2 separate regions of the Homo sapiens genome follow, and region 2 is linked to region 1. A link is a contact called in ENCODE Hi-C or POLR2A ChIA-PET data. All regions are on one chromosome and are shown on one strand. Each heading gives the region's core, a stretch centred on a gene start or an enhancer-like site at or near the end of the contact. The rest is flanking DNA. Distances are from core to core; before and after follow the strand shown.

Evidence for each region. Hi-C counts contacts between places; a loop is a spot of excess contacts on that map. ChIA-PET counts read pairs that join two places held with the same protein, here RNA polymerase II (POLR2A). Pooled maps may share reads with other maps.
Region 2: a map of heart left ventricle shows a loop between it and region 1 (4-fold over the local background). The contact joins two enhancer-like sites. A Hi-C loop is called at or near these places in 16 of 168 maps with a recorded cell type or tissue (HepG2, PC-9, Right ventricle myocardium inferior and 5 more) and 13 of 50 pooled maps. POLR2A ChIA-PET finds 5 or more read pairs at or near these places in 2 of 52 experiments (PC-9 and WTC11).

The regions. Positions count from the first base shown.
Region 1 is chr1:147,820,168-147,824,375 of GRCh38, forward strand. No RefSeq gene overlaps it. Among named protein-coding and RNA genes, the nearest start is that of GJA5, 62 kb to the left of the region's middle. Within about 2 kb of position 2,169, at least 2 of the 41 ENCODE cell types and tissues checked have a DNase peak (open chromatin) inside an H3K27ac peak, as active enhancers do.
Region 2 is chr1:147,746,647-147,750,854 of GRCh38, forward strand. All of the region lies in intron 1 of LOC102723321 (a long non-coding RNA gene), which reads left to right. Among named protein-coding and RNA genes, the nearest start is that of GJA5, 12 kb to the right of the region's middle. RefSeq lists an enhancer at 1,932-4,208. Within about 2 kb of position 2,510, at least 3 of the 41 ENCODE cell types and tissues checked have a DNase peak (open chromatin) inside an H3K27ac peak, as active enhancers do.

The sequences.
Region 1 (4,208 bases), core at 919-3,418:
CCACAAGTTGAACTGAATTGATTTGAGCTATACCATTTCCCAAAGGAGTCATTTGATTTAGAAAGCAATAAATGAAACAAGGGCCGTCCCTCTGTAGAGGAAAGCCAACAGGCACTTCCATAGACATTGTATCAGGAAGTGGGAGAACTGATTTCATCCCACCCAAATGCCATATTTTAGGCCATTATCCTTTTGTAATGAAAATGGGTGGGAATATATTAATATTTCTCCTCTTCCTCCTCTATCTTCTTAGTCTTGTCTCAAAAAGTCTCTCTTGAAACTCCTCCTTCCATAAGGCCTGCATTTCCGCCACTGGAGACTTGTTCCTTTGAATTAAGTATAGCCCTCTTGAGCCCAAAGTTTTAAAATGTAAATACCTCTGGGAAAAGAAACACATTACATCTCTATTACTTTTATATAAATGCATTTAACCCAGGCTCTTCTCCTCGTAGAAAGGACTAGGCTCCTCCGGGGGCTAAGAATGATGAAAAGGGAGGAAAGCAATGATGCCCAGAGAAGAACAGATGTATGGGGCAGGGAAAAATGGTGCTCAGGTAAAAGTCAGCCTCTGTCCCAATCTCACTGAGGTCTGGCCCTGAATAAAACCAATAATAATAATCACAGTAGCTTTTATAGCTCATTATGTGAGACTCATTTCTTCGTGGTAAAACTCCTTTACAAAGCTCATTACAAATAACTCCTTACACAGGGCTATTATCCCTTTGTAATTAAAACAATATATTGCATCCTCCACTTGGGATTCCTGTGAAACAGCATGGATAATACACAATGGCACTCTGAAAGCTTTTATTTAGTTCCTCTTGAGTCAAAGCAGAAGCTTCCAGGAAAGATTTATCAGCTAATTCCAGAGAGTTATCTCAAATAACTCACATGCAAGATATGGGAACCGTGGGGGAGATTCAAAGCTCCCTTTAGGGTGTGAAGAAGGTGCAAATGTAAGATCATCTCCAAAGCTCTCATGAAGCCAATGACGTATCACCTGTGGATTTACTGGGGAAAGAGTGAGAATTGTGGCGTGAGCAGAGAATGAGGGCTTATCTCTTCTAAGCAAGCTAATCTTTCCCTGACATCTTTCTTTTTGCACTAGAAAAATGTATTTTTTAATAGGTATGCTTTGTATAAAAGAAATTTTGAACTTTTGAAATCCACTGTTTGTTCTTTTCAAAGGGTACTAATAGTGGGCCTCAGTGACTTTATCTATAACTTGGATTAATAATGCCCACCTCAGAGGGCAGAAGTGAGGATCAAATGAAGTTGCATGTGAAGCACCTGGTCAGAGCCAGGCACAAGGGAGAGGCTCCATGGATATTTGTTAGGTCCCTTTCCAACTTCTCTCAACCTGACTGTAATCCCAGAACTTGCTCTGGGAAGCCACTGTGTCAAAACTCCTAGATCCCATTTCTAACTTCTACTCTCCCCTAAACTACATTGCTGACAAGGAGCTGCCTCTTCTAGGTACAACAAGAAAGGATTTTGATTTCCTAACTCTCCCATAACCAAATTTTCCAAAACCAAAGACTGGAATGCATGGCCTCACCATACGGATGGGTTTTTTTCTTTTCAGATATGTTAATTTATTTATGTGACAAGTCCTTCAAAGGCAAAATAATTAAGATACATTCAGTTATGTATGTAAAGAACTATCTTTTTAAAGAATGAAATTACATCAAAAGAAAGAAAACTCAGCAAAAAGTCCTGGATAATTTGACATTGGGACTGTTGGAAACAGCATAGTCATCACAGACACCTTCTTCATTCGCTGATCACTAAGGGTTTTTAGAGTTGTTGCCAACAATGTTAAGTCCCATTCGGTCATGGGCTGACCTTTCTTTGCCAAGTAGCCTGGAACATTTTAGTCCTTTGTTGCATGTGTTGCCATTTCCTCAGACCCACAGATCTTATGACACACACTCTGGGTGTTGCTGAGCTGAGATGCCTGGAAAGTGGTCAGTATGTCCAAGTGATGTGAATGGAGGGAGAATCCTCCAAAAATAGAAACATAAACAGATGCAAGGTTGAGAAATAAGTCAAATTGCCATATCATTATTTTGTTTGGGGTAGTTTAATGCTGTGGCTCATTTTTATCTCATTTCTTACATCCTTTAGCCAAAGCAGAAAGACTGGTTATCCCCATTCCCCTCTGCCCTACCTTCCTACCATCTCAGAGACAGGCTGCTTGAGGGCAAGGACTGTGCCTTCCAATAAACAATTCAACTAGCAGATGTTCATTGAGTGAGTCACAGTTAATTACTTAATAAATCTGACATTGAAGTCCAGACTGTGTGACCTGAACAATTGTTTCCCTTTAGTTAACACCATTCTTCATAGAGCTAATAAATCCACTGAGAATTCTCTAGAGCTTCCCCTTCTTCCACAAATGGAATGGCTCCAGCTTGACCAGGCTAAGAAGCACAGTGACACCCATCTTAGCTGGCTTAATTCTCAAATTCTCAATTGCTGGATAAGTCTTATCTATAGCCACGGCCAGCCCTTGACAAACTGTAAGTCTAGCAAAATTGCGTGTCTCAAACACATGTGTGTTTTTTTTTTTTTTCCTCCTACATCTCCTCCCCATCACTGGCTTCCCTCTTCCCCTACTTCCATTTTCATCACTGCAGGGCCCAAGCTCTTACCTGTCTTTATCAGAATTAACTCTTAGGGGGATAAGAATGGTATGGAAAATATACATCAGTTAGCATCAGTTAAAGAGGCCAGTCAATTCCTGCCTCTGAATACTATATTCCAGCCCTTCAATTAACCATTTCCCTCTTTTTAGCCCTGCTCCATTTCTCAGATCCATCCTGAGAGGCTGAAAGTATGTTTGCACAAGCACGAGCTTTGGAGTCTAGCTATGTGACGTTGAACAAGTCATATCATCTTGCAGTAAAATGGGAACAATAAATACCTACCTCTTGGGGTTATTGTGAGGAGTGAGATAATATGTATAAAGAGCTTAGTACCAGACCTGAAACATAGTAAGTACTCAATAAATGGTTGCTGTTATTATTACACTTCCCACCCCAATCTGGTACTTAATTTTGATCACTCTCTCCATATACCTGCATGTCTTTGAGGTCAGGATCTTAACTAATCTATCTTTGACCCCCTGTACAGTGCCCCATGTCTAGCAAAAGGTAGATGCTTAGTAAATGCTGAGTGAAGGAACAGGACCAACACTGCCTTAGATAGAGTGGGGCTGACTCCTGGGCTCCTGAATTGTTCCCTGAGTTGTAGCTCCTCTTGAATTGGGCTTCTGATTAAGCTTTATTCTAGTTTCCCAGTTCTCCAGAGAGGACTAAACATTTTCTGCACCTGGGACACTGGATTCCTGTCCCTGAGTCACATTTCAGGCTGGGGCTAAAGCCCAGGAATAATCCCAGGCATCGATTCTCTGCCCCAGGTTCTACATGGTCCAACTGCTGAGGAATAGCTTGAAGTTCAATACTCTTCATCTCCATCAGCGCTTCTCCCACCTATGTGGACAACTGCCATTTTCTAAACCTTACATAAAACATGAATAGAAGTTTTTTGTTGTTGTTTTGTTTTTTGACATGGAGTCTTGCTCTGTCACCCAGGCTGGAGTGCAGTGGTACAATCTCAGCTCTCTGCAACCTCTGCCCACCGGGTTCAAGCGATTCTCCTGCCTCAGTCTCCCTCTAGGACTACAGGTGTGCACCACCATACCCGGCTAATTTTTATATTTTTTAGTAGAGACAAGGTTTCACTATGTTGGCCAGGCTGGTCTCGAACTCCTGACCTCAGGTGATCCACCTGCCTCGGCCTCCCAGAGTGATGGGATTACCAGGCATGAGCCACCACGCCTGGCCTAAAAGTTTATTTTTAAAGTACTGCTTTGTTGATTGATCTATGCTGTACAATCTAAGTAAAAACAGAGTGCTTGCTATGCAAAAGCAGCTTCAAGACAAGAATCCTAACACCCACTCTGTCTTTGTCTTTTTGGGCTGCTATAACAAAATGCCATTGATTGCATGGCTTATACACAATAAAAATTTATTTCTTACAGTTCTGGAGGCTGAGGTCCAACATCAAGGCACCAGCAGAGTCAGTGTCTAGTGAGAGCTTCTTTCTGTTTCCTTCTAACTGTATTCTCACATGGCAGGCAGTCCAAGGCAACTCTCTAGGGCCTCTTTCATAAGAATATTAATGCAATTCATGAGGGCTCCATC
Region 2 (4,208 bases), core at 1,260-3,759, 73 kb before region 1:
TATCTGTGAATCTACCACCACAATCAATTTTTCATGACCCCTTCCATGACATTTTATTCCATATGTACCCCTGGACTATGATGGCCTCACTGCACAGCACATTTGCAGTTTCAATGCACAGCACCAAAGTAGGGCTTATGTTTGAAGCTTGGCTCAAGACTCAGCCGCTGAGAAAATAGAATACTGAGCTCTGAACTCACCACAAAGGTCTATGCCTGAGTATTATGCAGGTGACTTTTCTTTCTTAGCCTCTGGTAGGCACCTTGTTTTTGTGTGCAATTCCAGAAAATAGGACAGAGCTATTCCAACTTCCTTCTTTAGGTATCCACTTATTCAGGGATTCTGGTTCAGGCCCTTTGCCAATAATAGGACTCCCAACTAGAACAGTGGCCTCTATCCTTGCTTGGGTGTTGAAACCATGGCCTTGATGATGCTTATGTGTTTCTTCTTCCCATGGATCATGAGGCTCCAGTCTTTCCCTGTGGCTGTAAGTTCCTTCCATATATTTTTTTTTCTCCTTTTCTTAAGGGTAGAAACTTTATTTTTGGTCCATGAAGACATCTCTTCCTAGCGTTTTATGTATGGATGGAGTTTTAAATACTCAATTTATCATATTGTATTAGTCCATTTTCACACTGCTATAAAGAAGTGCCTGAGACTGGGTAATTTATAAAGGAAAGGTTTAATTGACTCACAGTTTAGCATAGCTGGGGAGGCCTCGGGAAACTTACAATCATGGTGGAAGGGGAAGCAAGGCACCTTCTTCACAAGGTGGCAGGAAGGAGAAGTGCCGAGCAAAGGGGGAAGAGCGCCTTATAAAACTCTCAGATCTTGTGAGAACTCACTCACTGTCACAAGAACAGCATGAGGGAACTGCCCCCATGATTCAATTACCTCCACCTGGTCTCTCCTTTGACACATGGGGATTTATGGGGATTATTGGAATTACAATTCAAGATAAGATTTGAGTGGGGACACAAAGCCTAACCATATCATATATATAATGTGGAATGAAAGTGTGAGGTTCAGCCTGTGCTCAATCCACCCTTGTGCCATAGAATTGGTAAATGCCCTTTTAAACAATCTTCCAGCTGTCCCCTCAGGTGCTCAGGGTACTTATCTTGTCCTTGACTCCCCAGGATGCTTCCACTGGAGTACCCCATACTTTGAGCCATCATCCCTACAAGATAGGCTCTCTGGGAGCAAAATGTGTTTGCAGTTTTGATGCAAGTACACTTACAGGTCAGAACTATTCCTGTCCTTTAACCCTGGTCCTGTAGCATGGGAAAGTATGTGCAGGGGACCTCGTAGCAGGCTGCTGTCTATCTTCATCTACACATCCTTCTCTCTGGCCTGCTAAGATAGAAGGAGCACAGAGAATCTCATTAAAGCTGCACCTGTGATGGGACAGAACATCAAACTAGAAGGAAACATGGGATTGTAACTGATTCTATCACTAACTAGCTCTGAGGCCTTGGGAAAACCACTTTGTTGTCTCAGCTTCTAAAATGGGAATAATGATAACAGCTGTTTATTATGGCAAATTGTAGTCCATTTCATTCATGCAGCAAGTATTTCAGAGACAGCCTGCCTTGTGGAATGAACTGGGTTCTGGTCTCACCTCTGTCACCAACTCTAACTCACTGGGTGACTTTGGGCAACTCAAACAAGATGGAAATTCTAGGAGCAAAGATTTCAGCTAAAAGAAAACTAAAACATTTCTAACAGAGCTACCTAATGATAGGCTGGGCTGTATTGGGAAATGGCATAAGCATATCTAATATTTATTCAGCAATCACTTTATTAAGCTATTATACTAAGTGCTTTACATGCCTTGCTTCATTTAATCTTCACAGTAATCCTATGTGTTAGATGCTTTTACAGATGAGGAAACAAGCTCAAAGAGGTTAAGTAGCAAGGCTAAGATCTGACCCAAAGATCCATGAAACCAGGCCGAGTCCACTTAACCACTCTGCTGCTTTGCCAGTGGAAATGCTCAGAAGAAGGTGGAAGACCATTGGCAGGCAGTGGAGAGATCATAGCAGCAATTAGGTTAGGCTAGATGACTGCTCAGCCCTGAGGTTCTAGGACTCTTGCTCCTTCCAGGCTCAGTTTCCTGGAAAATAAGAGTTAAATGTGATTGCTAGGGGCTCCTCACCATTATAAAATCCTGTGACTCATGTGCTAGGGACAGAGGGCAACAGAAAAGTAACGTCAGATGTACTCTCTGATGTCCCAGAGTATAGTTGGGAGGGCGAGTCATATCTCACAACCTCCATGACCCAGTGCTCTGTTGTATGGGAAGGGAAAGTCAGTGGGGTGGATGGAAAGTGTTGGAAGGAATGAGCATGGGGGCTTAGAATGGCAGGGTCTAAGTAGGTGCCAGGGAAAGGAAGCAGAAAGTGCATGTTTGAAAAGCCAGAGGTGTTTCCCTTTGAAAGCTTAGCTGCTACACAGAGCAGCTCTATCCATGCCTTGACAGCTCCCAGACCCAGCTGTCAGAGGGCACCTTTCACTCTCTTTAACCAGCTGAAGTGCCCTGGCTGTCCTGAACTCAACACCTCCACACTCTCAGCTCTCCTGCCTGAGCCCGACATGGGAGGCAGAGCAAAAGGCCACCATCATTTTAGCTGCCCCCTCCCACTCCCACAGAACCCACTGGGTTAAAGGCTGCTATACATATTAAAATAGGGACCCCAACATGTGTGAGTATGTGTGTAGTAATTTTTTATTTTCCTAAAATCTTGAGACTATTTTAGGGGGCAGGGAAGAAGACAGACAAGTTAGTGACAGGGAAGTCCTTGATTAACTGTTTCTTTCCACATTTTAATTTCCTTTCTGATAGAAAATTCAAATAAAACTGGGGGGCTGTCACAGTTTGTCAGTGGTGGTGGGGGATGGGAGGCAGGATGTCTTGGAAACATAGGAGGACATAGGGACATGATAGTAGCAACAAGCTTGGATATTTCCCAAGCAGGGCCTTCAGAGCCACTGTCTGGAGAGGAGAGCTCTTTGGATAAACCGTTGTGTCTGTTGGAAAGTGGTCATGCTTTCATGCTCAGTGTAAGTTTCCATTGGTGCTGTATTTCACCATGCACAGGCAGCACAAGGAGAGGAAGAAAATGCCCTTTTGGAAACTAGTTTGTAGATAAAGTGAATCAGCAAAAGACAAGGTAGAATCCAGAAAAATAAGAAAGAACAACTTCAGTTCAACATGGCAGATGTTTTCCAGCATCTCTTGCCTGCCTAACGTTGTCCTAAATGTTGCAAGGCACAAGGTCTGGAGGGAAAGGTCTATCCAGGTAGACAAGACTCACACACAGGAAACCACAGGAATTTTTAAAAATCCCTATAAATGCTGGCAAGAATACTATCAAATGTCAGAATGTTTTTCCCTACACACATATACTTGTTCTAGCAGTGAAGGATACCTACTAACTTTGATGCTCCAGGCTTGGTCTGAATGTCATACTATTGTAGAATGAGGAAAGCTACATTTCAAACCGGAATCATTGGCTCAGTCTGGATTCTCCAGGAAGCAGGCCTGAGGCAAAGGCTGATGTGCTAACACATCAATAGAGTGTATAGTCTTAGGGGCAACAATAGGGAATGAGGTGAGAAAGACAGGTAAGGAGACAGACTCAATAGGAAGATGTGTCATCAAGCAGGACACTGCTAAGTGTCACTGGCTGCTCAATCCACAGGACCACACCCTTGAGTAGCCCTATCATCCAGATCTCAGAACCACCAGGGGAGTGGGACAGGGGTGGAGACAAACCCACTGAACAGAGGTTTGCCATGTGTTGCATTAGGCCCACACTTTAAGGTTGCCCATGTGTTGGGGAAAGTACTGAGCAGGGTTCTACCACTGCTTCCTTAGGGAAATCCTAGGGGAAGTCAGATGCAGTCAGCTGCACCCATGTGAAATTGATCCATATGGTTTCCAGACAGCTGGAAGAAGAGGCAGGTGAGGCGGAGAGGATCTGTAGTAAAGCAGAGAAGGGTCTAACACACCCATGATCCCTCTACTGCATAATAATTGTCTGACCGCAGTTTTCCTCTCTGAATCCCCAGGTCCTGGTGCTGCATGAGGCATACAGCAGGCCTGAATCTTACGTTTGTTAAATAAGTGAATGGAATAAATTTTGTTGAATGACTAAGACCTAAAGCCTCTTAGTCATTCCTGACTTCTTCCTACCACCATCCCC